3 separate regions of the Mus musculus genome follow, and regions 1 and 2 are each linked to region 3. A link is a loop called in an ENCODE intact Hi-C map of the cell type or tissue named here. Cell type or tissue: heart. All regions are shown on one strand. Each heading gives the region's core, and the rest is flanking DNA. Links, peaks and the distances in the headings are about the cores only.

The links. Hi-C counts contacts between places; a loop is a spot of excess contacts. Peaks named below come from ENCODE experiments on the same cell type or tissue, not always from the same donor. Only the 100,000 strongest peaks of a DNase experiment are listed, where the experiment ranks them.
Region 1: it touches region 3 in a loop (2.2-fold over the local background); 3 of 42 quality-filtered maps call a loop at or near these places.
Region 2: it touches region 3 in a loop (2.0-fold over the local background); 5 of 42 quality-filtered maps call a loop at or near these places.

The regions. Positions count from the first base shown.
Region 1 is chr11:4,698,733-4,709,123 of GRCm38, reverse strand. Uqcr10 (ubiquinol-cytochrome c reductase, complex III subunit X) reads left to right here and starts at 4,780. Exons shown (of 2, transcript NM_197979.3): 1 at 4,780-4,967; 2 at 6,904-7,156. The coding sequence starts at 4,818. The coding sequence ends at 6,948. It overlaps Zmat5 (zinc finger, matrin type 5), which reads right to left and starts at 4,468. Exons shown (of 6, transcript NM_026015.3): 1 at 4,403-4,468. Gm51883 (a long non-coding RNA gene) reads right to left here and starts at 8,680. Exons shown (of 2, transcript XR_003949632.1): 1 at 8,228-8,680; 2 at 6,932-7,701. In heart, for the core only: no CTCF peak of the experiment used is centred there; DNase peaks (open chromatin) are centred at 4,463 and 4,793; H3K4me3 peaks cover 2,755 bases; H3K27ac peaks cover 2,190 bases.
Region 2 is chr11:4,524,328-4,534,718 of GRCm38, reverse strand. Mtmr3 (myotubularin related protein 3) reads left to right here. Exons shown (of 19, transcript NM_001373897.1): 2 at 3,414-3,497; 3 at 6,313-6,402; 4 at 6,767-6,883. The coding sequence starts at 3,495. Among named protein-coding and RNA genes, the nearest start is that of Mtmr3, 65 kb to the left of the region's middle. In heart, for the core only: a CTCF peak has its summit at 4,511 (motif pointing left); no DNase peak of the experiment used is centred there.
Region 3 is chr11:4,589,085-4,599,475 of GRCm38, reverse strand. Mtmr3 (myotubularin related protein 3) reads left to right here and starts at 4,686. Exons shown (of 19, transcript NM_001373897.1): 1 at 4,686-4,873. In heart, for the core only: CTCF peaks have their summits at 2,252 and 5,484; a DNase peak (open chromatin) is centred at 4,625; H3K4me3 peaks cover 2,474 bases; H3K27ac peaks cover 2,151 bases.

The DNA of each region.
Region 1 (10,391 bases), core at 1,029-9,028, 110 kb before region 3:
CCACGATGCTTGGCTCAACAATCCCGTTAAAAAACGAAATTTCATTTTCCCCGAGACAGGGTTTCTTTATGTAGCACTGGCTGTTCTGGAACTAGCTCTGTAGACCAGGCTGAACCAGAATCAGAGATCCACCTGCCTCTGCCTCCCAAGTGCTGGGATCAAAGGTGTGTGCCACCACCACCTGGCTTAAAAAAAAGTTAACACTGGGTCTCACTATGTAGTCCTGGCTGGTCTACAACTTGCTATGTAGCTCAGGCTAGACTCAACCTCACAGAGGTATGCCTCATCTACCTCTCAGTTACTGGGATCAAAGGTGTGTGCCACCATGTTCCTAAAAAATGAAAAAAAGTTTTATTTTATGTTTAAACATGTTTATTTTATGTGCATTGATGTTTTGCCTGCATGTATGTCTAAATGAGGGTGTCAGATCTCCTGGAACCGAGGTTACAGACAGCTATGAGCTGCCATGTGGGTGATGAGAATTGGACCCAGGTGCTCCTAACCATGGAGCCATCTCTCCAGTCCCTTAAAAACTGAAAATTTTAACTTGAAAGATTAAAAAATAAAATTAAAGCTGGGCAGCCGGGCGTGGTGGCGCACACCTTTAATCCCAGCACTCGGGAGGCAGAGGCAGGCGGATTTCTGAGTTCAAGGCCAGCCTGGTCTACAAAGTGAATTCCAGGACAGCCAAGACAGAGAAACCCTGTCTCGAAAAACCAAAAAAAGAAAAAAAAAAAAAAAGGGAAAAATGAAAGCTGGGCACAATGGTGCACGCCTTTAATCCTAGCACTGGGGAGGCAGAGGCAGGTTGGATCTCAGTGAGCTGAGGCCAGCCTGGTCTACAGAGCAAGTTCCAGGTCAGCCAGGCTAGGTAGTGACCCTAGTCAGTGGTTCTCTACCTTCCCGATGCTGTGACTCTTTCACTCACTTCCTCCATGCTGTGGTGATCCCATGCATAAAATTATTTTTATTTCTATTGCATAACTGTAATTTTGTTACTGTTATGAATCATAATGTAAATATCTGTGTTTTCCAATGGTCTCAGGCAACCCCTGTGAAAAGGCCATTTGACTCAAAGGAATCTTTTTTTTTTTTTTTTTTTGCTTTTTCGAGACAGGGTTTCTCTGTGTAGCCCTGGCTGTCCTGGAACTCACAGAGATCCGACTCTGCCTCTGCCTCCCGAGTGCTGGATTAAAGGCGTGCGCCACCACGCCCAGCTTCAAAGGAGTCTTGACCCACGTGTTGACAACCTATTTCAACAAACAAACCTATTTAAATAAGTAGAACCTCTCTGGGTATGCTGGCCCATGCCTTTACTCCCAGCACACAAAAGGTAGAAACACATAAACCTCTGAGTTAGAGGCCAGCATGGTTTACAGAGCAAAGCAAATTTCTGCCAGGTCTACCAGAATTCTATAATAAAATCTTGTCTCAAAAATAATAATACAGGGCTGGAGAGATGGCTCAGCAGTTAAGAACACTGACTGCTCTTCCAAAGGTGTCGAGTTCAAATCCCAGCAACCACATGGTGGCTTACAACCATCTATAATGAGATCTGACATCCTCTTCGGATAGTAGTGTCTGAAGACAGCTACAGTGTACTTACATATAATAAATAAATAAATAAATAAATAAATCTTTAAATAATAATAATAATAATATGGAGCTTAGTGGTGGCACACGCCTTTAATCCTAGCACTTGGGAAGCAGAGGCAGGCGGATCTCTGTAACTTGAGGCCAGTTTAGTCTATAAAGTGAGTTCCAGGTCAGCAAGGACTACACAGAGAAACCCTGTTTTGAAACAAAAACATCATCATCATAATAATAATAATAACAACAACAACAACAGGAGGCTGGAGAAATGGCTCAGCTGTTAAGAGCACCGACTGCTCTTCCAAAGGTCCTGAGTTCAAATCCCAGCAACCACATGGTGGCTCACAACCATCTGTAACGAAATCTGATGCCCTCTTCTGGAATGTCTGAAGACAGCTACAGTCTACTTACATATAATAAATAAATCTTAAAACAAACAACAACAACAACAACGAAGCTTGAGAGAAGGCCCAGGGGTTAAGAGTACTTGTATCTCTTGCAGAGGACCTGGGTTTGGTCCTCAGTACCCACATGGCAGCTCACAATTCTCCATAATTCTATCTTCAGGGGATACAATACACAAATGTGGTACACATATATATACAAAGGTAGAGAAAACACTCATACACATAAGATAAAAATACTACATCTTTTTTTTTTTTTTTTTGGTGTTTTTGAGACAGGGTTTCTCTGTGTAGTCCTGGCTGTCCTGGAACTCACTTTGTAGACCAGGCTGGCCTCGAACTCAGAAATCCGCCTGCCTCTGCCTCCCGAGTGCTGGGATTAAAGGTGTGTGCCACCACGCCCGGCTACATCTTTTTAAAAATAATCTTTTAAATATAAAAGTTAAGTCAAAACAAACCACCTTTAATTCCCTGCCTTCTGAACTAACTTGCCATCAACCAAATCGGTTTGTTGTAGGTCTCCTGTCCATGCTCAACAAAGCTTAAGCAGTCTTTTCCTGAAGGCTCACCACTTCCTGGTAGGCCTAGAAATCAGTTCTGGGTTTAAATTGACTAAGTAATTAATTAAGAGGAAGAGGCTCATGTAGTCTAGGCTGGTCTCATACATAATGTAGCTGAAGATAACCTTGAACTTCTGTTCCTGCCTCCACCTCCCTCGTGCTGGGAGCATATAGTCCTATACCATCATGTCCAGTTTGAAGTCCTTATCCCAGGCTCACACTGGTCCTCTGAACCTCAGAATCATAGCCCCATTTGTTCTAGATGTTTCTACTTCATATCTAAGGGACAACTCACACAAAACACAACTTACAGAGCTTGAGATCATGTTAAGAGCATGTAATACTCTAACAGAGGACCTGAGTTTGGTTTTTAGCACCCACATTTGATAGCTCATAACCTCCAGCTCCAGCTCCAGGGGATGCTATACCCTCCTCTGGATTTCTGTGGGTACCGACATTCAGGAGCACATGTCACCCCCTAACCTCCCATACATATGCATAATTTAAAATAACCAAAACCAAATCTATAAACACACAATTTACAGGTCAGGCATGATAGTGCTTGTCTATAATTTTAGCCTTCCAGAGATAGCAGAGACAGGAGGATCACCAGGAGTTAAAAGTCAGGCTGATTTATGTAGCTGGTTCCAGGCAAGCCAGAGCAAGTGTAAAACCTTTTCTCCATACAAACAAACACAAACCATTTAGTCTCTGTAGTCAAATCTTAATTTATCTCTAGATGTTAATTCCTATTTTTGTTTCTTGGTTTGGTTTGGTTTTTCAGGACAGGGTTTCTTTGTGTAGCCCTGGTTGTCCTGGAATTTGTAAACCAGGCTGGTCTTGAACTCTGAGACCCACCTGCATCTGGAGTGCTGAGACTAAAGGCACCCACAACCGAGCCCACCTCTTAATTCTACCTTTCTTGCACACTTCTGCTAGCTTGCTCTGTCTATCCTACCTACCAAAATGCATCTCAAATCTGACCATTATTCTAAACCTCTCTACTCTAAATTACCTACCTCTGCAATTTCTTCTCTTCAGTTTTTGCTCTAGCAAGAAGTCAGAACGATAACATTAAAATGTAAATAGACCTCAAAGCATTCCAGCTTAAACCCATTCAGTGACTCCCTAGTGCAATTAGGAAAAGAATGACTCCTTACCCAGGACGGGATTCAAGGCCAGACTAGAGATGACTTCAGGCCACCTACTCATTAGAGGCCACTCTACACTTTCTCAAGCACCCCAGCAGTGCAGTTGCCTCTAGAAACATTATCCTGTTTACCCTGCTACAATATATTCAGTCCTCCATTAAGCGGCTACTCAGGTTTAAAGAGCAAGCAATCCGTCCAAGCATTTGGGTTTTCTCTTTTACAAAGTATTAGTTTCCAGAAGTGCTGGGCTTCCCCATCGCCCACGCACCACGGCCAGAGCGCTCCAGGAGAGCTGGGAACCTTTCTTTTACTGGGGATCATCTCAAGACCCCGAGGGGATACTCAGAAAAGTACGGTGCCTTTTACAACCAGGTCACCCATCTCCGAAGCCGGGGTTCTTGGCTTTAAAGCCTACGCTCTGGAGAACAGGAAGCAAGTGCAAAGCCACTTTCCCCCCTGAGACGTGGCTTAAGAGTTAGAACTGCAGGACCCGACTTTTGCCACCCCCAAACCTACATCTGGAGTAGGTTCAAAGGACGTTAGGCAGAGAGTCGAGATGCAGCCACAGAAACTCAGGTTCCCTGCCTCTGTATTCACTCCCCATGCCAGAAAAAGCGGATAGCGCGGACTTAGAATGAAATGCCTACTCTTCTGATTGGGAAAAGAGCCTAAAACTTGGACGCGGATGTCTCACCAAAGATACCTGGTTCCGGGCTCCTCCTCTTGAGTCCTCGCGTTGCGCTCTGCTCGCTGGGATTTGTAGTCCTTCCTAAGGTACCGAGAAGGCGGAATACGAAGGCGAGACAGCACTGGGGAAGATGGGTAAGCTAAGGGGCTTTCGGGACTTGTAGTTCAAAATAGCCAAACGCAGGAAATGGTTGAGGAGAAAAACTGAGAAATAAGTCTTATCAAATTTTGGTTGTGTGGAATATGAACATTGTAATAAACTGTTACCCTGTGCACATTATCAGTTTCTTTAATGGTTCAAAATGTCGACTCTGAGATACAGAGAAACTACAATTCCCATAAAGCAGGGCGCGTTGAAACTTTTGGAGCAAGACATTGGGTTCTACGCAAGCGCAGTGGCGCGAGTTCGGCAGTGAGGCAACATGTCGTCGCCGACGATCCCTTCGCGCCTGTACTCCTTGCTGTTCCGCAGAACTTCCACCTTTGCCCTCACCATCGCAGTGGGCGCCCTGTTCTTCGAGCGAGCCTTCGATCAGGGCGCAGACGCGATCTACGAGCACATCAACGAGGGGGTGAGGGCCTGGGCCATCCTGACCTTGGGCCCGCCTGAAGGGTGACTGGGAGGGAGGTAGGACGGAACTCAATCAAGTCTTACCAGGTCTGGGGTGAACTGTGCCCGTTAATACATCTATTTCTCTTGACATGGTGCGAGGCCTAATTGGTATGTCCTGTCACACAGTTCCACATATTCATTTGCGAAAGCTAACTCCTGACTCCTGAGACATCAGAGGACTTACGGGTCTGAACCACTCCATTAAGTCGGTGGTGAGTTGGAACTCCGACCCCTGCCGTCCTTGCTAGTTTCAAGGGCAGATTTCAGCAAGGCAGTCGTTAAAAGTAGGTCTCCTTAGACCATGTGGCTGACCTTTTAAAATTGATGTTTCAGTTCCGAAGGCCGCCCACGTAGGCTCTTTGGATTAAACGTGAAGACTATGAAACCTCAAGCCCTAACTGGCAATACTGGACTTAAAGCACTTAACCGTGGTATTGAATAAAGGTCATAGTGGATCAAAGATCCTGGGATACAGATGAGGTGCTACCGTTCATACTTAATGATACCACTGAAAGATAGCATCCTGGGAAAATGTGGGGATGAATATAAAGTAGGAAATGGCGAGCCCTCTTTGACTTAACTGTCCCACACTCTGTGCATGTTTTATGTCAAAGGTTGTGAGAGTATTGGGGAAGGTATGTTACTGATGGCCAGCATGTTCATCGACTGGTTTCTTTTTCTCGAGACAGGGTTTCTCTGTGTAGCTATTGCTGTCCCGGAGCTAGATGGTAGACAAGGCTTGGCCTTAGACTCACCCTCCTGCCTCTGCCACCTGAGTGTTGGGATTGTAGGCCTGAGCCACCACCGACCAGCTCCTTCACTGAGTGGCCTTCCTTCTTGCCTTCCTTCCTTTCTTACCTCTTTTGGTTTGTTTTTAAATTTTGTTGTTTTAATTTTATTTGCTTATGTTGTGTCTGCATGTACATCATCTGTGCTAGGAACTGGACGCAGGTCCTCTGGAAGAGCAACCAGAGTACCCTTAGCCACTGAGTCGTCTCTCCAGCCCCCTCAGGGCTCTCTGACCTGCTGCCCAGACAGGCTCTGTCTACTAGTTGCTGTATTTCCTCTGGTGGGGTAGCTTCCTGTCCATATGAAAGTGTTGCCACTCTGATCTTTTTTTTTTTTTTTTTTTAAGATTTATTTATTTAGTATATATAAGTACACTGTAGCTGTCTTCAGATACTCCAGAAGAGGGCATCAGATTTCGTTACGGATGGTTGTGAGCCACCACGTGGTTGCTGGGATTTGAACTCCGGACCTTTGGAAGAGCAGTCAGCGCTCTTAACCACTGAGCCATCTCGCCAGCCCCCACTCTGATCTTTTATAAGCATTTCCAAGTATCGAAAGTTGTCTTAAGTACACTGTCAGAATTCCCCCATTTTCCCGTGCTTCTAGGAATGGGAATTGTGTAACCACTTTAGGTCTGAAGAATAAAAAGTGACTCAATGTGAAATTTGGGGGTGGGGGTGGGGGAAGCATTTTCTAGGTGCTGTTTTTTAATAATGAAGAAACTGGGACGTTCTTGCAACCTATCTTACTGTCTTGTACAAGTGCTGGTTTCCCTTCCCACCTAGTGTGGTTAATGGAGTAGGAGTGATTTGTTATGTTGCTTTTTTGTGTGTTTTGGTTTGGATTTTGATTTTTCAGACAGGGTTTATCTGTGTAGTGGCTGTCTTAGAGCCCACTCTGTAGACCAGGCTGACCTTGAATTCAGAGGCCCACCTGCTTCTGCCTCCCAAATGCTGGAATCAAAGGGTGTACCGCCACCGTCTAGCTCAGCTACATTGTTAACTCTTTCAACACTGATTTCTCTGCTCTTCTCTTTGGACAGCTAGAGTTATTGTAAAATGTGAGGACAAAGGTTAACGGTGAACTGCCTTGTGTTTTAAATGCAGAAACTGTGGAAACATATAAAGCACAAGTATGAGAACAAGGAGTAACACCCTGCCCCTGTGGGACCCGAAGGAACAGTCGCCGGTCAGCTGTTTGCCTGGAGTTGGGGCCTCAGCCTAAGGATGAGTTTCAAGTTGCCGTTCACCGACCGCCAGTGTGTGGGCAAGCTATGGCTCCACTGTACAAACAGACTCACTTCTGCTGTGTTTGAGTACAGCTGTCAGCAAATAAATGCAAAGTGCTCATGAGACCGGCTTTTGCACGAGTCCTTTATTAACTTCCTGATCTCCGCTTGGTAGTTGAGACCGTGCCCAAGCCCCATGCAAACTCCTGAAGACTCTACCATTTGGAGTTGTTCCATTCACGTCCCAAGAATCCTAGTTTGAACTCATCAGCCTGAATAGAGGTTATCTTTAAACCAATAGTCCCAGTCTTTTGTTCTTATTTAATATAAATGGGTGTTGTGGTGCCCAAGGAAGCATTAGATCTCCTGCAACTGGGGGGTACAGATGGTTGTAAGCTACGTGTAGGTGCTGGGAATTGAACTCAGGTCCTCTAGGAGAGCAGCCAGTGCTCTTAACCACTGAGCCACCTCTGCAGTCCCCCCCACCCCCCTTCTTAAATCACAAAGATTCTCTTGGCCATGGGAAAGCACCATGGTCTCAGCTAGGAAAAAGTCTTACCCTGGGAGTCTTGACTCAATCCCTGTCTCAGGCTGAAGTCTTCTCTTCTACCTTTTAACTTGCTGAGTGGCTTTTGGTAGTCTCCATGTCTCTGGGCCACAGCCTCCTGTGGGGTTCCTTTATGGAAAGATCAGTTTATGAGTGTGAAATTAAACCCAAGCCCAGCAGTTCTTAGCTGAGTGTACCAAGGGCCACACCCAACTCTGCTGGACCTGAGTCGCCTCATTATAATTATGATGGGGTTAATAAAGATGATCTGTTGCACAGAGGGTTTTGTGACTTTAAAACTGGTCTGAAGCCAGGTGTGGTGGCGCACGCCTTTAGTCCCAGCACTTGGGAGGCAGAGGCAGGCGGATTTCTGAGTTTGAGGACAGCCTGGTCTAGAGTGAGTTCCAGGACAGCCAGGGCTGTACAAAGAAACCCTGTCTCGAAAACAAAAAAAACAAACAAACCTGGTCTGAGAAAATTCGCATTGGTTAAGAGCACTTGCTCTTGCAGAGAATTGGGGTTTGAAACTATGCGTGAGTCAACTGGCCAGCTACAGAGGATCACACTCCTCTGACTTCCCTGGGCACGGTTCATTTTCAGACAGAGACACGTGCTCACATATAAATAAATCATCCTGGGGAAGTGAATGACTCACCTGCAGGCAATCCCCGAGAACCTGTAAGAGCCAGAGAGAGCCAGATAATCCAGAATCTTCTCTGAAGGTTGATCCAGACCGGGAAATCCATGCAGCGGTGGGAGAGACCCTAAAATTACCTAGTTTCTCTACTTGTGCATCTGTAGTCAGGGCCTGTCTGCCAGGCAGTGGTCGTGCATGGCAGTGTTAAAACCCAGCATTCCAGAGGTTTGCCACGACGGCAGGCAGATCTCTCTGAGTTGAGGCCAGCCTGGTCTATGGAGCTAGCTCTAGGACAGCCAAAACTATGCAAATTTGTCTCAAAAAAAGGGGGGGAGGGATCAGGGCAAATGACATTCTGTCAGTACATTTGAACTGAAGGAAGCAGAGGTCAATTAGACTTAGCAATAATTTCAAATCCCAGCAACCACATGGTGGCTCACAACCATCTGTAACGAGATCTGATCTCTTGTCTCTCTTACTTCTCACTCCCTCTCTCTCTGTTTTCTCCTCTCCTCTCTCTCCCTCTTACTCCCTCTTTCTCTCTAGCCTTCTCTCTCTCTCTTTCCCCCTGCATTTTTATAATAAAGCTCTAAAACCATAGACTGTCTCTGCTCATCAGGGCCCACTGCGCTTGGAGGATGGGACAGGCTTTCTCCTAATGAGCCATTTCTAATCTGACAGCCTTCCTGTGCTCCAGTCAAGATCCGCTGCACTCACTCTCACCGGTGTTGGAAACCTCTTCCCTCAACTTTTTCTCCCCATAACCCCGGTGGGCTTAGATCTGGGGCTTCCAGGTAGCGCTGCCCCTTGCCACTCCCCCCCCCCAAGAGTGGGTCAGAGGCTTAGATGCCCACCCGGGGATGAGTGGAAGGTAGCAGCCCTCCCATGCCTGACTGACCAGAGAATAGGTGGAACTCTGGCAGGGTGTGGGTCTCCCCTTCCCCAGGACATCCCCTATGTCCCTTTTTAGTTCCCAACAGTGAGCCACCCTGTGGTTGCTGGGATTTGAACTCAGGACCTTCAGAAGAGCAGTCAGTGCTCTTAACCACTGAGTCATCTCTCCAGTGCCAGACATCATTGGGCCTTAAGAGTCGTTAATTCAAGAAGATTCAGGGATGGGGGTGCTCAGCCTTAGAACGAATGCCTAGCAGTTCATGTGCAAAGCCCTATGTGCCATTCTTAGCACTGAATCAAGGAGAAGAAATCAGTGTAGACCTGCAGACATTACAAAGATTGGGGTGTGTTACCAGCTACTTTTCTGTGACTGTGATAAAACATTCTTGGAGTTTGGAAAGTTGGCCCAACGGTTAAAGAGGTTTGACTACCCTTCCAGGGGATCCTGGTTCAATTTCCATCATCCACATCATTACTGTGTAACTCTAGTTCCAATGGATTTAAGCCCTCTTCTGGTCTCTGTGGGCACTATATACCACACATACATAGTGCACAGATACACACATGGGGACACCACCAGTATATATAAAATAAAATTCAATAGAGCTAAAAAAAAGAAAAAGAAGGGCTGGTGAGATGGCTCAGTGGGTAAGAGCACCCGACTGCTCTTCCGAAGGTCAAGAGTTCAAATCCCAGCAACCACATGGTGGCTCACAACCATCTGTAACAAGATCTGACGCCCTCTTCTGGAGTGTCTGAAGACAGCTACAGTGTACTTACATATAATAAATAAATAAATCTTAAAAAAAAAAAAAAAAAAAAGAAAAAGAAAAAGAAAAAGTAAACCCTGAACCAAACAGCCTGGAGAGAGGCTGATGATCCAAGTCACAGCCATGGCTGCAGGAAGTCGGGCAGGAGCTCAGGCAGAAACCACTGAAGAATGTGGCTCACTGGCTAGCGCTCAGGCTTATACGTGATAACTTTCTTTTTCTTGAGACAGGGTCTCTTTATATACCCTTAGTAGGCTTGGAGCTCTCTCTGTACTCCAGGATAGTCTTGAATTCACAAAGACCCACCTGCCTTTGCTTCCCATCTGCTACCACTGCCTGGCACAGCTAATTTTCTTTTTCTTTCTTTTTTTTTTAAAAAGATTTATTATTTATTATATGTAAGTACACTGTAGCTGTCTTCAGACACTCCAGAAGAGGGAGTCAGATCTCGTAACGGATGGTTGTGAGCCACCATGTGGTTGCTGGGATTTGAACTCCGGACCTTCGGAAGAGCAGTC
Region 2 (10,391 bases), core at 958-8,957, 64 kb after region 3:
AGAGAGGGGGGGAAGTGGGGGCTGGGTGGGATCAAGGCCAGGCGTGTGTCCAAGCATATATTACTGGGGATTGAACTTAACTATTTATTTTTAATTTTTTTAATTTTTTTATTTTTCGTGGAAACTACTCCATTGACCAGTAAACCTCTCTCTTTAGGTTCACTCAGATCTTCTTCGTCCTTTTTTAGAAAAAAATATTTTGAAAAATAAACATTTACTTTTAATTTTATTTTATGTGTATGGGTATATGTCTGTATACATGCATATGACTGATGTCCATGGAGGCCACAAGAAGGCATCAGACCTCCTGGAACTGGAGTTAACAGATAGTTGTGAGTGATCATGTGGGCCTTGGGAGTTGAGCTCAGGTCCTCTAGAAGAGCAGCCAGTGCTCTAAACCCCTGAGTCGTTTCTCTTGCCTCTTACTTTATTTTTTATTATGTGTATTTGTATGTGTCAGTGTTAATTTATGTCACACGAGTGCTCTTGGAGGCTAAGGACAGCAGGCTCCCCTGGAGGTGAGGCAAGCCTGGTAGGAATGCTGGGTATGATATATCCTTAGTCCTCTGGAAGAGTAACAGTGTCCTTAACCAGGGAGCAACTCTCAAGTCCCAAATCAGCTTTTAAAAGATTAATTTATTTTCTCTTAATTTCATACTCATATATGATTCTCCGAGTCTTTTTGACATCCTGTTAGAGGTTTGATAGTTCCCTAGCTTTCAGATCTAATAAGGCACACAAAATAGTAATTTGTACAGTTTTTGGCTTTAGACCTGAAAGTGGCTGTTTTTTTCCTCAGGAGGAAATCGTAGTTAGTCTTTTGAGCCAGTAGCCTATGTGCTTAGAATTAAGGTCATCGCTGCTCAGTTCATTTTGTAATTTTCTTTGCAGTAAAATTATTTACACTTAGGGTGCATGTATTCATGCCTTTTTATCCACCTTTTAATTGAGGTATAATTCGGATCACATGAAGTCCACCTTTTAAAAAAGTACGCAGCTCAGTGGTGTTTAGTATATTCACATGTACAACCCTCATTGTGTAATTGTAGATTTCCACCCTTTCCCCATAAATACAACCTTGAACCCACAAAAGTCACTCCATATTTTTCTCTCAGTACTTGTACTAGCAATGTTATTTTCTGTTTCTCTGTATTTACCTCTTAGTATTTGAATTTGTAGCAGTTTGTGCCCCAAGTTTTTCAGGTAGCCTAATGTTTTTTATCCATGCTTTCATGGGTCACTATTTCTTTCCTTTTTATTGTTGAAAAGGATTCCATTCTATATATGTTGTTCATCTTTTGTTTGCTACTCATTTGAGTTGTTTCTATTCTTTGAGTATTATGAATAATGCTGCATGAATGTTTATTTACAAGTTTTAAAATAATCTTTAAATTTAAGAATTAATCTTTCTGCATAGCCCTGGATGTCCTGGAGTATAAATAGATTAGCTTGGTCTCTGACTTACAGAGATCTACCTTCCTCTCTCTCCTAAAAAGTGTTGGGATTAATGGCATATGCCACCGTGCCTGACCTAATTTTTAAATTTTTTCAATTTCTGTTTTTCTTTTTCACTTTTGAGGTGGGTTCTTGCTGTATTGGTCTCCAACTCAAGTGATAGTTGTGTATCTGGGACTATAGATGCATACTACTGAGCCCAGCTTCTCAGTGTACAAGTTTGTGTAGACATATGACATGCTTTCTAGTCTGTTGGGCACGTGCCCATGAGTAATATTGGTGGGAAATGTGACCATATATCTCTTTTGGGAACAGCAAACTGTTTTCACAAAGATGTACTCCTGAGGATTTCAGGTTCTTTATATTCCACTGACATTCTACACACAGGGAATAATTTAAAATGCATGCCTGTATATGTATGTGGGCAGGTATACATGTGTGAGAATCTTAGCATATTCAGGAATGCCATCCGTTCCTTGCTTGCTGCTGTCATTAGCTTGCAGCTCACCAGCTAGGCTAGACTGCCACATCAGTGAGTGCTAAGGATGCTCCTGTTTGCCTCCAAAGCCTTTTGATTGCCGGTGTGTGCCACTCTGCCCAGCTGTTTATATGGGTGCTGGGCGTCAAACTCAGGTCCTACACTTTTTAAGTTGAGCACTTAATGACTGAGCCATCTCCCCAGTTCCTCTATCAATATTTTTGGCATTTATGTCTTGGCACTGGAGTTATAGTTTTAGTTATCTAATAGTATGAAAATATATCACATTTATCTCTTATGTTGATTAAGATAGAGCAGTTTGAGTTGTAAGTATATAAGCTCAGTCACAGGAGACTTGCCTATCATGTAATCAGACTTTGGGTTCAGTTTACAACTGCATAAAACAACAAAAACAGTAGTTTAAATGTGTGGACGATGCTCTTGTCTTCAGCCAGACAAGTAATAGTCATCTGCAACAACCTTGGTTTCTTTGTGTTCTTTTCCCCTGTGGCTTATGGGGTGAGGAATCCACTTTTCTTCTGGGTGTCCATCGGTCAGTGAGAAGCCCTTGTTTGTGTTTGCTAAGGCAAGGCTTGAGGAACTTCCTCTCACCGTCAGTAAGACTGGGGAGTCTGGCACACTGTTGGTTTGTGTCCCTGCTGGCTTGTAAGTCTAGTGTTTGTTGGATTTGTCACTTCCAGTGGATCTCAGTGGCTTCCTTGCCCCTTGTCTTCCAGAGTATTCTATTAAAGCCCAGCCCAGCAGCGGCACTAGCCTGGCCTCCGATATTCCCTCTCAGTGACCTAGTGCTGCTCTCACAGTGCCTAAGGTTGGGGCTCCCACCAATGCCATCTTTTGTTTTTGTTTTTTTAAATCAAACTTCAGCAACCAAAAATACTGGGTGTGTCTGATGCTAATCTACACAGAGAAAGACTTACTAAGGAGAGGTGACAGCACCTTAGTAGACCATCTTTGCATTGCTAGTTGGGTGTTCTTTTGTTCTTAGAGACACAGGTGAACTATTTACATAATTGTTCAGTAAGCACAGGATATGAAATAATCAGGTAATTGATTTATATTCTACCCAAGTCAGTTTGTTTCCATAGATGGGAAGATCCACTTTCTAAGATAAGCTACAGAGATATCCTGAAACACTAGTAGAATACTGTGTTTGCTGATTTTAATTATTGCTTGTTTTATCTTTCTGCAAGGTTTGTAACAGTTGAAAATTATTGTCAACACAGGAATATCAGTGTTTTCACATTACTTACAGAACTAGTTAAAGTTAATAATGTTTTCACAAAGGTATTACTCAGTTTGGAACCAATGGTGAGAATTTAGCTGGCTGATACTCAACTTTTTCTGGGCTGACTCCAGTCAATTTTCATGTGTGTATATGCAGTATAGCCATTTAAGGTATGGCCAATTAGGGGAAAAACTATTGCTAAATTTGCTTTTTTTTTTTTTCCCCTTCCTAAAGTAAAAGGTCTCAAGCAGAAGAGAAAGAGTAGCCTTGTCAGAGACTGGAGAAGGACGCAGCCGCTCCTGACCTGGCCTGGTCATGGTAAGTACCAGAAATAAGGAAATTAGAGTCAGACTCTTGATAATAGTGAACACTAAACATCTCTTTCTGTTTTGTAAGAAATAATTTCATTTTTTTCCTATTCCCTAATTTATCTCTGTTTCCTTTGTTGGATCCTCAGTGCCAGTCGAATATGACTAGAAGAGCTGCATATGCAGCGCAGTTTAATGGAGGGAGATTGAAATATCTACTTCTTGGAGTCCAGGATTTTCGTTTCTTCCTTTACTAGGAAACTGGTTTGGGGTATAATTCAGTGCTGAACCACATGCTGTCACTTATGTGAGGCCCCAGGCTTACTTCTTCCCTTTCCCTAAAGTAACCGTAGGAATCAAGGCATAGTGAAAGTGATTGTGTGTTTATTTGGTGTGTGGAGATGATTGGCAGAATTGGGAAACATTCATTGTAAAATGTATTACAAAATAAACACATACTATAGAATGGTACATTGAGCTAATTAACATACGTGATCACACATAACACACATTCTATATGAATTTATTAGATGGAAGCAGTTCCCTTCCTTTCCTATTGTGTTTTCAAGACTCGTTGACCCGATGGCAGGTGAGGTAGCTGTGTACATCCTGCCATACATTTCACTTAAGAAAACAATGGGCATTTCAGTGGCATCTGGACAGTAGGCAGAAAAGATGGAAGAGATGGAGCACAGCCAGCTACCTCTCAGTAGTCATAAGGACATAAGTAAAGCTTTGAGGGCTAGGGAAGTTATTCTCTAGATTGTCTAGTATCTGTGCACGTGCGTGCGTGCGTGCGTGTGTGTGTGTGTGTGTGTGTGTGTGTGTATGTATTGTTTTGTCTTACCTAAGGTGTTTTGGCTGGTACACAAAGTGGTAATTGAAAATACCATGCTATGAGTTGGCGAGATGGCTCAGCAAGTAAGAGCACTGACAGTTCTTCTGAACGTCCTGAGTTCAAATCCCAGCAACCACACGGTGGCTCAGAACCACCTGTAATGAGATCTGATGCCCTCTTCTGGTGCATCTGAGGACAGCTATAGTGTACTTGTGTATAATAATAAATAAATCTTTGGGCCAGAACGAGCAGAGGTCTTAAATTCAATTCCCAACAACCACATCTCACAACCATCTGTACAGCTACAGTGCGCTCATATACATAAAATAAATAAGTAAATCTTAAAAAAAGAAAAAATGCCATGCTAATTTCAGGCTTCATTAGGGACCTGTGGAGAATGCTTTTCAAAATTAAAATTGAAAACAAAGTAAAAAAGCACCCACCCCCAGTTGTGTAGTTACATCATATTAAAAGAAGGAAAAAGGTAATTCCTTCCTTCTTAAAGGTGGGCCAGTATTCTCAAAATTTGTGGGCATCACAATTTTCTGATTTAATCTTGTACCCAAAGCATGATGATGTTTTTAGGTTTTTTTTTTTTTTTTTTTTTTTTTGAGGGGTGGGGGATGGATAGTATACGAGACAAGGTTTTTCTGTATAGCTCTGGCTGTACTACAACTTGCCCTGTAGACCAGGCTGGCCTGTCTCTGCCTCCTGATTGCTGAGATTAAAGGCATGCCCACAACCAACCAGCTTACTATTTTTTTTATCTAAAGTATGTTTTTATTTGCCCATAGTTTTCAATAAGCTGGAAATGTGCTTTCCTGGTATTGGCATGGTATGTACACCAGTGCTCACGAGTGGCAGTGGGACACCAAAGCTGCTCTGTTCTGCACTGAGGGCTTACCCTTCACTGTGTGCCACATGACCAGCAGTATAGTCCTCTTTCTGGTACTGCTGAGGTCTCTGTGGTGCTCAGCACAGTCTTCTTGGGGTTCCTTCTGCCCCAAAGCTCTGGAGTAGGATGACCACACATTATAAAGGATATGTCTTAGTTACTGTTCTGTTGCTGGGAAGAGGCACCATGACAAAGGCAGCTTATAAAAGAAAGCATTTAAGTGAGGATTTGCTGACAGTTCTACAGGGTTAGTTAGTTCTTCATGACCATGGTGGAAACATAGTGGCAGGTTGCAGGTATGGTGCTGGAATGGTAGTTGAGAACTTTTGAAACCTCAAAGCCCATCCACCCCCAGTGACACACCTGCTTCTTGTATTTTTTAAAAATGTACCAGATATCCTAATATCTTGGTACTCAGAGTCTGGTAATACCTGATACAGTTTGCATCAGTATGTCCTCAGATTAGGGATATCTTTTTTTTTTTTTTTTGGTTTTTCAAGACAGGGTTTCTCTGTATAGCTCTGGCTGTCCTGGATCTCACTTTGTAGTCCAGGCTGGCCTCGAACTCAGAAATCCGCCTGCCTCTGCCTCCCGAGTGCTGGGATTAAAGGCGTGTGCCACCACGCCCGGCTAGGGATATCTTTATCAGTCAGACTTGTGTCCTTATTACAAATGCCTCAGAGAAGTTAACAGTATTGGTCAGCCACCCCTGGATTTGGGGTGTGTCACCGGTGAGGCAGTATGTCAAGGTGGGAACATGTGATGGAAAAAGACCACTCACCTGGTGGAGCCCAGGAGACAGAGAAGAGGGCCTGCCTCTCAGAGTTTCTAGCTCCCTGCTGACAGTCCTTTGTGCTAGCACCAAACCCTTTAACATGTAGGCCTTTGGAGAGCCCTTCTACAAACCATTGCAGTAGTAATAGATCAGATGAAACACTTGGGGAGGGAGGTATTTTTTCTTGAGCTTTTCTGCTTGTTTCAAAATGGTCATTGGGTTAGTTTTATAATTATGTAAGTAGGCATGGCAGAAGAATCAAATATGGGTGACTAGTAGAAGTTTTAAAATTATTAAACATTGTGGGATTTTTCCAGGATGAAGAGATGCGGCATAGCCTTGAGTGCATCCAGGCCAATCAGATCTTTCCCAGGAAGCAGCTGATTCGGGAGGATGAGAATCTTCAGGTAAATTTAAACTGTGTAATATGTGTTTAGCCTTATAGTAATGATGGAGCAAAACTAGTGAATTGAAGTAATGCAGAATAGACACAATCCTTAGCTGTACTTGGAAAACATTGTTCCTTTTTGCAAGTTATTTCTTAAAAGTTCATTGTTTGAGATGATCATCTGTCTCATCATTCCTTAGAAAGTCTATAACTTGGGTACATAAAGTATAAGCCATCCTTTAGATTTTTGCTTTAACTTGTGGGGCAGAGGGTTCTGTTTCTTTGCTTACTGACAGTTTACTCACCAGGCATATTTTTCAAGACTTGGCTTTTTTATTTTTTCTGCTCTGGAACTCTGAAAGGTTTCTTCTTCTGTTTTTCAGGTTCCTTTCCTTGAACTTCATGGAGAGAGCACAGAGTATGTGGGCCGTGCTGAGGAGGCCATCATTGCTCTTTCTAATTACAGGCTTCACATCAAGTTCAAGGAGTCTCTTGTCAATGTAAGTGATACCAGCTGTTTTCCCTGTAAGGTAGACAGAAAAATTAAGAGGTGAGAGTCTACATGCTTAGGTGTATGAAGGTGTTGCATGCTGCGCTTTCCTTTCAGTTACTTTCATGCTCAAGGATATCAGGTTAATAAGAAACTCTTATGCTTATTTAAAATAATGTGCCTTATCTGCATGAGGCCATTCATGGTTAATAGTAAATAGTCTATCCCAGGTACTGCTGTATTGTTAAGCTTTATAAAGGTGTAAAGATTGTGCAGGCCTTTCCCTAGCCCCCATACTATTTAGTAGTTAGCAGCCGCTTCAGTTGAGATTATTTATTGGGTCTTAGTAATAGATGAGAATATTGTTCTTTGAGCTCACTACAGATTATCATACTGAATAAACTTACTCCGGTGGCTCTTTAAGCAGATAAGAATAAATGTTAGTATGCTGCTTATTTGCATATTGGACCCTTAACCTAAGGAAAGGGAAGTTGAAGTTGCCCTGTCTTGGTTATGAGGTCTGCTCAGTAGAGCTGGCTCTTCAGTTCACCACCACCCAGAAAGGCCCACAAGTTCACAGATTTCTGCCAGTGGGAAGTGTTCTTCCTCTTTTACTTGCCAGTCTTCTGGCTTTCTGTATTTGAGTGTCGGTGCAGTGTTGTGATGCTGTCAGAGCTCAGGCCTACATTCAGATTATGTTTATTTATGGGAATTCTTTGAAATCTGTTTCTTGCATTCATGTTATTCACCTTCCTAGTTTACCTAACTATCAAGTTGCATTCTTTATGACAAGGTCAGTGGCTGTCATTTTTGAGTTGGCATTGAGTATTTGTTTATTTATCATAGTTAACACATTTATGTTTCTGAGCATTTTGGCCTGACTTTTTCTACCTTCCTACTCGATTTGGATTATGTCTAAATTCTGTCCATTGGTATACACTAAAGTCATCAAGGAAAAAGGAAATGTACTATGTTGACAGTGTTCTAGAGATCAAAAGCACCTTGGGGAAGAAGAGGTTTATTTCATCTGGGTGTGGCTGAGCTCTTCTTTAGTCCCAGCACTCATAAGGCAGAGGGGAATCTCTTAGCTGGAGGACAGTCTGGTCTACAGAGCAAGTTCCAGGATAGCCAGAGCTATACAGAGAAACCCTGTCTTGAAAAACCAACAAACGAAAGGTTATTTCATCTTAGAGTTTATAGTCTATCATTGAGGGAAGCCAAAGCAACTGAAGTAGTACCCAGGGGTTATACTGCCCACTATAGACTGTGTTTTCCCACATCAAACATTAATCAAGAATATGCCCACTGGCCAATCTAATGGAGATAATTTCTCAATTCAGAGGGCCCCCTTCCCAGATTGCTCTTGTATGTGTCAAGTTAACAAGAATTAACCAGCACAACAAGACTTCATTTGGATTTGAGCACTCATGACCAGTGGGTAAAGGTAGAAGGGATAAAATAACAGCTTTGAAAATTCCCTACCATATCCTAGGGAAGTGAGTGACTATACTACTCAACTTAACCTTAACTCTTTCTTCTTTAAATGGTTAGAATCAGTGCACTTGTAACTAAATTGCCTGTGAGAATAAGAGTTCATCTTACTGCACTTTCCCCTGTCCCATTTATCAGCTTACTGGATTTGGCTAAGTATGTAAAGGTCTATTCTTGGGTTTGTTTGGGAATCAGGTCTTTTGGAGAATAATGTCATCCACTGCCCTAAGCTTTCATTTTTTTATTTGTTCTATGACAGTCATAGTATGCAGCATGATGTCCTTGACCCTGTCAGCTGTTCTGTCCCCACTTTACTAGTAAAACTAGCTTCCTGGACCACTCAGGCAGACCTCATAGTTTTGCACATTTTCCCTTTTTTCTCTCCTGGGGAACTTCTCTTCATCTCTCAGAACTCAGTTCAGGGGTAACTTCCCCTGAGAAGCTTTGCTCAGTCCCATTCCCTTCCTGGCAATAATTGTGCTCAGTGGGCTGCTTCTATATCTTAACATACTTTCGCAGCATTTATTGGACATGTAACTCTTTGTTTTGTCTTGTCTTTGTGCCTTCAGGATCCAACATGTTTTTTGATGCCATGCAATTCAGTAAATGGGCAATGGGTTGAAGTTAGTGTGGATCTGAAATGAACATTAGATCACTTCTCCCCTTTTGGGTTTTTAAAAAGATTTATTTATTCATTATGTATACAGCAGTTTCTTACATGTGTGTCTGAAGACCAGAAGAGGGCGACAGATCTCATTACAGATGGTTGTGAGCCACCATGTGGTTGCTGGGAGTTGAACTCAGGACCTTTGGAAGAGCAGTCAGTGTTCTTAACCGCTGAGCTATCTCTCCAGTCCCGCCCCCCCCCCCCCCTTTTGGAATTTAAAACAATGTGCTTCTGTGAATAGGCCTATGCCATTCATGATTTATCTCTTACAGTAGCTGACTGGTTGTAGTCTGACCTTTTTTCCCCCAAAGTGTAGTCGGTATATACAGTGTTTCAGAAACTGACTTCTGCACTTACTTTAATCCATCTCCTCATATCAAGCATTCCTCTAGCATTATAACTCTCTTAAGTTTTAGAGCCTGTGTGTTACTTCCAAAACCCCAGGTGCTGTGTTTGTGTAGAAAAATGATTGTGTAAAATTATCTTGACATTGTAGGGACTATGAACATTTCCTATTAAGAGAGCCCAAGTTAGTGCAAGGGTTCCTGAAGCCCAAGGTCAGGAAGCAAAAGGCTGGCTCCTCCTGCAACAGATACTCGATGGATGGAGGCCAGAGGATGGAGAGGGGTGGCCTCTCTCTCTGCATCCCTCTACTCGATCTTCAATAGATAAGTATGAACAGCAAAACACAGGAAATCAAGAGACCCTATTAAAGGTTATTTTACCGAAATCACGCACATTTAAGCTATTAGAACCCAAATGTGCTATCTCTATTGTGGCATGACCCACTTTGCATTATTTAGTACTTCAGTAAATGACTTGCCATTAAGTTTTAAATAGCTACCCAATATCAAATATTCTCTTAATTTCACAGCACATTGAGTGTTTATAGGTTTGGGTACTGTAAGCACTCGTACTTTACTCTAGACAATCTGAGTAAGCATCAGGCTCACAGTGCTAGGGTGAAGTACCTCTGTGACAGAGCACTTTTGTAGCTTTCCTGCTGTGTGCAATCTTCTACTCTTTAGTTTTTCTAAACTATATTTCTTTGAAGCTTACAACTAAATGTTCAGGTAGGATTTATGAACGCATAAAACATGTTTTGTTGTGTAATTTGACAGACTGATTCACAGTCTACTGCTTCTGAAACCCTAGTGCATGGCTGAGACTCAGGTGATGGCTGCTTCACTGTTTGGAACAAGTTGGTTGTGAGTGTTGAATACTTACCTTGCAATTGTGTCTCCACTGCATGAGTCTCTTCTTTTTTACCAGTGCATTGTGTTCTTGAGGGAATATTTTGTGGGGGTGAAGATAAAGCCCACAGTTTATACATAAGCAATGGAATTATGATCTTCAAAAA
Region 3 (10,391 bases), core at 1,397-9,396:
GTGTGTTCCTGAACAGTCAGGGATCTGTATAGAGATCCTGTCTCAAAATAAAATAAATTCATTGCTTAGAGTAATGTTACAGAGGTTTTGTTTCTTTGGTAGTGTTTGTTGTTGCTGGTTATTCGAGTTTACATTTATTTCTTTGTTTACTTTTTATTTATTTTATTTTATTTTTGGTTTTTTTTCGAGACAGGGTTTCTCTGTGTAGCTCTGGCTGTCCTGGAACTCACTTTGTAGACCAGGCTGGCCTCGAACTCAGAAATCTGCCTTCCTCTGCCTCCCAAGTGCTGGGATTAAAGGTGTGCGCCACCACCGCCCGGCTTTGTTTACTTTTTATTATTCGAAACATTTATACTTGTATGCAATAGAATAAGGTCATTATCTACCCCAATTTCCCCCTTCAGTTTCTCCTGAATACCACTATACATCCTTCTCCCAATGCCAATGTTTTTTTTTCTTAAAAAAAAAAAAGAGAATGTATTTTTGCTTATGTGTTTGTGTGCACCTGCTTGTTTGTCTGTGAAACCTTCGCTGTTATACTCGCATCTGCTTTTGGTGTGTGGCAATCTGCTCTGGTGAAAGTACTCAAGACAATCTTGTCTCGTACAAATAAGATATTTGTGGGTATTTTTTTCCTCAATGTACTAAGACTTGCCAGAGTCTAAAGTTTCTGGCTGGGTAATTTGTACCAATGAACTTCTAGCATTCTGCTGCACTAAAGTTCATCGGTCTGTCTTCCACTTGGAATGGTACCGTCTGGTAGCATGAGTTGATCCTATGTAAAATATTAGTTCACTGGTTTATCTGACTCTCTTGGCTCATTTCATCCTGTGTTATGAAATATTCACTTTTGCCAGTATTACCACTCATCTCAGTATAAAATACTTTCATTTTGAGACAGGGTTTCTCTGCATCCTGAAACTTGCTCTTCACACAAGGCTGACCCTGAACTTAGGGTCACCTACCTTACTCTGCCTTCCAAGGGCTGGGAATAAAGGTATGCCCAACCTTCAATAGAAAAGACTTTATGTCTCATGAAGCAGTTAGACTTATGATAGGACATTCACATTCCCGAAAATCATAATTAAGCAGTAATTTTATCACTGGTAACAAGTACAATAAGTTGTATTTGTCAGAAACATAATATATGTTTGGTGACAAGCCAACTAACCAAATATGAGAAACTGGATGTTGCATGATAACCATTCTTTCCTGTAAAAATAGTGTTCCTTCCTCGAGGTAATTTAGGAAACAGCTGCTTGTAGGACATCACATTTTATTTGAGAGTTCTGAAAGCACTGGGGGAGGAGAAGGGGAGGGGTACAGAACCACTGGGGTGGGAGAAGGGGGTACAGGACACTGGGGTGGGAGAGGGGGTACAGGACACTGGGGTGGGAGAGGGAGGTACAGGACACTGGGGTGGGAGAAGGGGGGTACAGGACACTGGGGTGGGAGAGGGAGGTACAGGACACTGGGGTGGGAGAAGGGGGTACAAGACACTGGGGTGGGAGAGGGGGTACAGGACACTGGGGTGGGAGAGGGGGTACAGGACACTGGGGTGGTATTAGATGCCACTGGTTAGTTTGCTTTAACATGACTAATTGACCTGTGAATTTCAGCTCAATAACCTGTTAAAAAAATGTGCATTATATGGAATTTCCATATCACCATCTGGAAGAGTGAAAGGCTTGCCGTCAAAGAGCAAATAAAATTAGGCCTCCCTTTTTCCTCAATACAGGACATTCTTTTTTTGTTTGTTTGCTTTTTTGTTTTTTTGTTTCTGTTTTTTGAGACAGGGTTTCTCTGTATAGCCCTGGCTGTCCTGGAACTCATTTTGTAGACCAGGCTGGCCTCCAACTCAGAAATCCGCCTGCCTCTGCCTCTCGAGTTCTGGGATTAAAGGCGTGCACCACCATGCCCGGCCAATACAGGACATTCTTAAGTGAAACTGCCATATTGTTTAGTACCAGCCCACTTTGTTAAGGATACAATGGCTAGTGGAACACACTGTACCACCGCCTTGATTGGGACAAAGCACCAGCAATGAACCTGGTCCTTTTGTGCCATTGGTATAAATATCAACATGATAAGAAGACAAGCTACTAATTGGTATTATTATGAAAAGACTTTGAACCAAATAGAGCCCTGAGCGTTTCAGGTTACCTGAAGAACCTGTGGGCCATGCTTCAAAAGCCATTGCTCTACACTGAATTAGAACGGGAATGAAATGGATCCATTTCCACCAGTAGGGGTACCATGTGCTGTCAGAAAAATCCTGGGAGATATTTTTATACTTACTGGAAATTTTAATTCAAGCACACACAGTGCTATGCTTGCCTTGTTTTAGATTCCTACCACTGAATACAGAATAAAAGTAACGATTTTGATAATGGCATATGCATTACATTGTTTTTAAGAAAATGATCACTTTCAGGCATTTTTGCTGAAGTAATTATATTCTCCTTAAATGTTATCAATGTCACTGTAATCTTATTTTGAATATAGAAAGGTTTTTTTTTTTTTTCCTGCTTGTTAAAAATAGGGCCTGGTGTGCGCTCAACACACACGCTGTATCCTCAGCCCCTACAAAGGGAGTTTTCCAGGCCATGCAGAGTTTGCTCTTTTGTATTTAGAGACAATTTCCTAATATCTGCCTTCCAGGCTTCCAGGAGTGGAGAGGAAGGGAAGTATGATGTGCACAGATGTCCCTCAACATCAGATCACTTGAGTTCAAACTCTGGCCTTCTTGTTTCATCTACATCTAAGGCTGAAGTGGTTTGGTGCAAGCTAAAAGATTCGGTGCACACCATGAATTCAAGGGTACAGTAAAATTTCTTCAAACATTTTAAATACTGGTCGAGGATTCAGTCAAAGATTTCCTTTCTCACTCCAGATCAAAAAGCAAATTGTTATTGTTGATAAACAGAGAGGCAAGCGACAAGCTGATCCATGTGCTCTTTCCATGTGGACTGTGGGAGCTGTGGGATTGGTGGAGCAGGTGTGAATTTCCTGTTGCCTGAGTTGTTTACCTGGAGCCACTTTATCAGTGTCCAGCCATCCAGCAGGGATTGTCCTGGCAGTGAAGTGCTAGCTCCAGTTCAGGTTCCCCACTGCTGGCAGTCTGTCTGTCTACTCTGTGTGTCCTGTTGTCCATCTATTTGATGCTCTATTTTTTTTTCTTGTCCCACAAAGGCCATGAGAATATACACAAAGGGAAACCAGGACAGTGGATTATAAATGAAAGTGTATAGTTTACTGCTATCACTACCAAAAGATTTTTTTTTTTGACCCAAGAGGTGCAATCATTGTACTTCCAATTTAGCCTGTGCTTTTCTAGTGAAGGTGAAAACGGAGACACAATCAGCTGCATTGAAGAGGAGGAAGACAGGTCCTTGGAGGGCGGTGGGAAGTCTTTGCTAACTGATCTGTGATGTAGTGCCTTCCTTGACCTTCCTTGAGATTCTGTGATGTGGTGGGTAGCCCAGAGAGTAATAGGACAGTTTGTGTTGTTATCTGGGCCTGGGTTTGAAGTTTAAGTTAAATTCAACTTATTCTGGGTTTTACTTTTTTTTTGTTTGTAAAATAAAGATAGGCCTGACCATTTATGAAGATTCAACTAGATAAATATAAACACTTGCTCTTCCATAATTAGGAGATTTGTCTGGCTATTGTGTTGTGCAATTTTAGGTTCTGGAGACATAATGACAAATAAGACAGCATCCTTTTTTTCTAATTATTCTTAAACTCCAGTGGGGGCAGAGAGGCAATAATGTTGAATACAAAGAAACAAATAATGGGGGGGGGGAGATAAACAATTTAACAAATACAGGGATAAATTTCATTTACTTGTCTTCTGATAAAAAATCAAGGTCATGTTAAAATTCATCTAAGGAAGTGAAATATCTTTGAGGATTTGTTAGGACCTAAGCCAGTAGATCTCAACCTTTAAACGCTGTGACTTTAATATAGTTCCTCACGTATGCTGACTCCCAACTTACTTTCCTCGCTAATTTATAACTGTAATTTTCTACTACCATGAATCATAATGTAAATATCTGAGGTTCAGGATATTTGAGACCCCGAGGACTGCTGACCTAAAATAAGGTATTACAGTGTTAGACTATGGGGCTCTTCTGGAGGCCAGTCAAAGTAGGGATTCTTTTCCCCCTTGCTTTTCTTTGAGCACTGAGGTTTTTTTTATTAGGAGCTGGCGTTGAGGCAGTTTGAACTTGTATTCTGGGCATAACTTATAGCACACTATATTTACATGCACGGTATTAAGTTAGTTTTATATTGACTATACTTGCTGGGGATATAATATCACTACTGTTCTTAGTTTTAATAGAAAGTAGAGTAAGCTGAAGTGCTGTCTTGGTCCATTAAGTTGGAAAAGAAGCCTGAAAAATCTTTCTAAACCTTGTTTTTCTTTTTCTTAATTCGTAACGGTTTATTTATTCACTTCTCATTTTTCTTTTCTTCCTCCTGACGCTTCTCTGCAGCCACAGTCTGGTGACTTGCAGCCCCGCCCACATCCTGGGGCGTGACCAACGAGCCAGGCCCCGCCCTCGCCCATCCCGTGACGGCCAGTCTTCCCCCCCGCCCCCCATCCCACAGCGGACAGCGCGCCGGAGCGTGCGCGCGCGCCCCCGCTCTCAGCTCCGATCGGTCTCGGGAGCGCGCTCTGTGTGGCCGCTGCCGCCATGTTGTTGTGGTTGTGAGAAGGCGGCGGCGGCAGCGGCGGCGGCGGCGGCGGAGCAGCCGGCGGAGACGCTCCAGCGGCCCAGGCGCTGGCCCCCGCCGACCCTGGCTGGCAGCCTCCTGGGGTGGCGGAGGAGGCCCTGCGGTGGCGGGCCTCGCCATGTCCTGCCGCCTGGTAAGAAGCCCACCCTCCGGCTCTGGTGGCGAGGAGGTGCTGGAGGAGGGGCGGACCTGGGCCGAGTGCGGCGGCTGTCACCGGCCGGGGAGGCGGCGGCGGGCCGAGGGCTGGGTTGGCCGCGGCCTCCCGGGGCAAGCTCTCAGAATGGAGCACCGAGGCCCGGTCGGGCGAGTCGGGGGAGGCGGGGTCGCCGAGCTCGGCGGCCATCCTGAACCTGGCGGTGGGTAACACTCGGAGTGTTGGGAGCTGCGGCTGGGGCGCCCTGGAAAACGCTCCCGGGCCTCCGGGAGGTGAGCGTGTGGCCCGAGGCCCTGGTCGAGACCGTGGGAGTCCTTAGTGGCGAGAGGCCGGAGGTCGTGCTGTTGGAAACCACGGGCGAGCTGTGCGGGCCTCAGCCTAACTGCAGCAGGGCATCCTCCTGACCTGGTAGTGCTTGAAGGGGAACGAAGGTCCAGGGGTGGTTGGAGGAGCTCGGGGAACACTGCTCAAGTAGCTCTGCAAAAGATCAGTATTATTTCTTGGGTTGAAATTGTACTGGATGTATTGCATTTCATGACCCAAGATGGTATTGTTGGGGCCAGAAAACTTATTTCAAAAATTGGAAGTAGAGTTTGCACACTCTGTTAGGCCACCAGGAGTCAGATCATCTCACTTGTGAGTTTTACACACAGGTTTCTGTTAGATATTAATGTTCAGTCATTGTCAGAATGAAGTTTACGTTTTTATTCTTCTTACTATCTTGACATCCACTTGGCTTTTTGACATTTAGGGTCTTTTTTTTTTTTTTTTTTGTATTAAAAGTGCATGTGTTCTTGTAGTGGAGGCTCAGCCTCGTTCCTCTTGTGAACAGTGAGCCGTCAGAAGTTACGATTGAATGGTAGATGGTTCTGTATCAAAATGATCTTGTTTGTGGGGATGTGAAGGAGGCCTTCTTTGAGATTCTGCAATGTTTCTGTGTTTTTTACTTGGAAACCAAATAACATGCGTTGATGGCCAGTGAAAGACTTCTTTTCCATGCTTGACTGAGTAGAAGAGTTTACAGAATGACACCGTTGTGGGTAAACACTATGCAATATGTTATTAAACTAAATTTGGAAGCTTCTAGAAGGTTAGAGTGATTGCCTATGAAGACATATTTCACCCCTACCATTTTTACTTTTTAGGTAACTGTGAGCAGCATAATGAATTTGTTCACAAGGCATCAGAACACATTTTATCAAATTAAATGTTGTATAGCTGAACGTATGTCCAAAAACCTAGAGGAAAATAAAGGAAGTGAGGCCTGAAGTCTGCTTCTGGCCCACAGAGGGGTCCTAAAGGTGCTTTCTAACATGCCAACATTGTAGTTACTTCTAAACCATCTGGCTCAGGTTTCCAGTAAAGTGGAGGGTAGCAGGGTGTGTTACAGTCATTTGAGACCAGGGTTGTGGACCTGGAAGGTGTACTGTAGGTTGTGACAAGTTCTTGAAATTTGCTCCAGGCTGTGAGGTATGGTAAAGTCAGTTTAAAGACCCTCTTAACAGCACTAGTTTTTGCTTTCTGTGATAAAGTGGAATTCTGAGTTACCAAGAGATAAATTCATATTTCAAAGGTGTGTTGAGGATTGTTACAGTTTTGGAAGAGGTGGAAGAAAGTGTTAACAGTTGCATAGGGTTGTATTCTGACATATCATAGAGAGGCTCACCCAGTTGTTCACTAACACCAGAAACCTTGTCTGTTTTGTTTCCTGATAATCCCCACTACTTACCATAGTTCTCACAGAATTTTCTTTTCAGATTTTTTAAAAAAATCAAATGAATAGTATTGGTATGAGAAACACTAGTTAGTTATTAAAAATTACTTGATGTCTTACATTGAAGAGGGATTTTCATTCTCTTTTTAAGTCTTAATGCATTTAAAACTTTAGGTGTTGACACATGTTACTGACTTTATAGGTGGTATAGACAGATGGCCATTCTGTGCTGCTGGGTATATCTGGATCATTTGTGGCATTAATGGCTGTTGGGATATTACTTCTCTGTACTCAAGTTTCCTCATTTACATAATTTAGAACTCATACTGAGGCCAAGTTTTTACATATTTTAAGTATATATTTTTTAAAAATATGGGTATTTAAAAGAAATAACAACTCAGGCTAAAATTTCCAAGAGTTTGAGATGACTGTGGGCCAGCCACATAAGCAAGTACCACATTAGCCAGGGCTTTATAGGAAGATCCTATCTTAAAAATTGAAAACAGAAGCAGAAGAGATGGCTTACTGGGTAAAGACACATGCTTCAGGGGCTGACAACTTGAGTTTGATCCCCTGGACCCATGTGGTGGGAGGAGAGAACAAAACTCTAAGTTGTCTGACCTCCACATGTGTGCACTGACACATATGCACACACACACACACACACACACACACACACACGAGAAACTCAAAAAGAAATAAAACTCTTATAAATTTGTCCTAAGATTCCAGAAAGAGTATTCTGTTCTTGAGTTTTGCTTTTAGCTTATGGATTTTATACATTTCCCAAAAATGCTCAGGAAATTGAGTGCATGTTGCAAGTATGCAGAAACAGTACTCGTATGCTGTTGTAATTCTCTTTATGTTGAAATCGAGTCAATTTCACAGAGGGCACTTCATAATCTGGTATGAAGACACAATTCTAAGAATGTTTGGGAGAAGTTTGTGCACATTTTATGTCTAGTTGTTTCTTACGGATTACCCAGTTATATATTTTAAATAGTGAATTTGTTTTTATATTTTAGAAATTATGTCTATTTCTGAGTATGAGTGTAGGTGCACATATGCAATGGTGAACATGTGTAGGTCAGAGGACAGCTTGTAGGAGTTGATTCTCTCCATCATGTGTGTCTGAAACTCAGGTTGCAGGTTTGGTTGTCAGTGCTTCTATCTCCTAAGCTAGCTCCTTAGAGCATTGGTGGTGAATTTTATGTAATTTCATAATCAGTGAAACCAATTTAAAATGAAGTTTGAGCTAAGGTTCTCAGTAATTCAAGACTACTACATGCCATTGCTATTTTTAATCTTAATTTTGCGATCTTGATACTAGTGTGCTTTCATTTTCATTTTTTGTACTGTATGAAGAAACAAAAGCCTTTTAAAGTTGACATTTTAAAGTTTTATTTGATAAAAATAAAGATTGTTTTAGTGTGATAGTGGATAGCTCAGGAAGTCTCAAGTCTGCCTAGTGCTGCTCCTTAGCCCTTTTGTTTTTGGCAAGCCATAGAACATTCCCTCATTATTAAAGGAAGAACAATGTTTTCTTATTTCACAGGTTGTGAGGGAAGAGCAATGGAATGGCACATAAAAAACAAGCTAAATAATGTAATGATAGAATCCTATTGCATTAGAATTCTTTTTTTAAAAAGTTTTTCATGAAAGAGTTGAATTGTCTAGCTAGGCAGTGGTGGCTCATGCTTTTAATCCCAACACTCAGGAGGCCTAGGCAGGTGCATCTCTGAGTTCGTGGACAGCCTGGTCTACAGAGTGAGTTCTAGGACAGCTAGGGCTACACAGAGAAACCCTGTCTCATCCTTGACCTCCCAGTAAACACAATTGGCTAGTGAGCAGAAGTCAACCAGGAACATGTTAAATGCAGAATTTCCTGATGCCACTGGGAAGGCAGCTGAAGTGGAGAAACCCTTGAGTACTTGTATCTGTTACAGAAAGAGTCATGGGGTTGCAGGGGCTGCAGTAGAGTGGAGCCCGTCTTGCAGGGTGAGTTCTTGTTGGGAACTGGAATTGAAGTAAAGCCATCAATTCAAATGCCATAAGGATCAAGTGGAATACACTTCACTGTATTTGATCTCTTTCTTATTTTGGAGCTGTGATGGAAGGTGGTTGGAGCAAAGAGCTTAGCATGTTCTGTGTAAAAGTTATAGAAGTGTGTTTTTGTTTCTTTTTAAAGTTTTTAAAATTTTGTATGTATGTGGGTATACCATGTATGTGCAGGAGCCTGCAGAGGTCAGAGAGATGTCAGATCCCCTGGAGCTGGAGTTACAGATGATTATAAGCCTCCATATGGTTTCTGGGAACCAAACCCAGGGCCTCTACAATTTCTCCAGCCCCAGAACTGTATTTTCTGAATGGCAAGTGGCATATTGCAGGGTAATGAAGTCAGTGTGGTTACTGAAAAAAAAAAAGCATTAAAAAGGATAAGTCAGTACATTGCTAATGATAAAACTTGATTTGGGAGTTCTTTATTATTATTATCTAAGTTTGTACTGGGCGTGACATACACCTTAAATCTGGAAGCAGAGGCGTGAGGATTTCTGAGTTTGAGTGTAGCCTGGTCTACAGAGTGAGACCTCTAGGGTTGCATCCATATGTGCCAGTATATATATGTATGTATGTATGTATGTATGTATGTGCATTTGAGCAGAGGCTAGAAGTTAGCCTTTGGTGCCAGTCTTTGACGACTGCTCATTTTGTATTTTGAAACAAAGATTCTCTTTGGGACCAGTGCACTGTAGTTGAGTTTGTTTAAACTGACCAGCAGCTGGCCTCTTCTCCAATGTTGGGATTATAATCACGAACCACCAACACACAAAGTTTTAGGTGTTATTTAGGGATTGAACTCAGGTTTTCATGACTGTGTAGCAAGCACTTTATCTATTAGCTATCTCCCTTGTAACTCTTTTAGGCTTAAATTATATATATGTATATGTATATATGTATATTCTTTTTTTTTTTTTTCTCAAGACAGGGTTTCTCTGTGTAGCCCTGGCTGTCCTGGAACTCACTCTATAGACCAGGCTGCCCGCAAACTCAGAGATCTGCCTGCCTCTGCCTTCCAAGTGCTGGGATTAAAGGTATGCGCCACCACTGCCTGGCTTTTGCTATATTTTTATTGTGTGTGTTCATGTGTAGGTATGGGTATGTAGGTGGGCATGTAGAGGTCAGGGGACCACTTGTTGAAGTCAGTTTTCTCTATCTTTCTTGTTGATCCCAAGATTTCAACTAAGGTTGTCATTCTTGGCAGTAGGCTTCTTCAGCTGCTGAACTATCTTGTTAGCTTAAAAATGTCTTTTTTTCTTAGTGTAAAAATAATTTCATTTATATAACCTTGTACTTTGCATGTAAATTCATTTGCCCATTGCCCTTTGCTCCCCACTTCCTATGGTACCCTTTTTCCACCTCTTCTGACTTCATGTCATTCATACACACACACACACACACACACACACACACACACACACACATATGCATATATCCGTATGATAACATGTATATTGTTAAATTTAGATTCCACATAGGATGGAAGATATATTTACCTTTCCCCGCTTTTACCCTCTCCATCTTTCTTTTTTCCCCCCTTTCCTCACATCTCTTCTTCTCATATAGTTTGCTTTTAAAGTAAATTTATTTCTGATTCAGAATGTTATAGTACATGTTCATTGTAAAAATCCTACAAGATATGCTGGGTGTGGCAGTGCACCTGTGAAATCTCAGCACTTGGGAGGTGGGTGCAAGAGGATCAGTTAAGGCTAACTTTATCCCTAG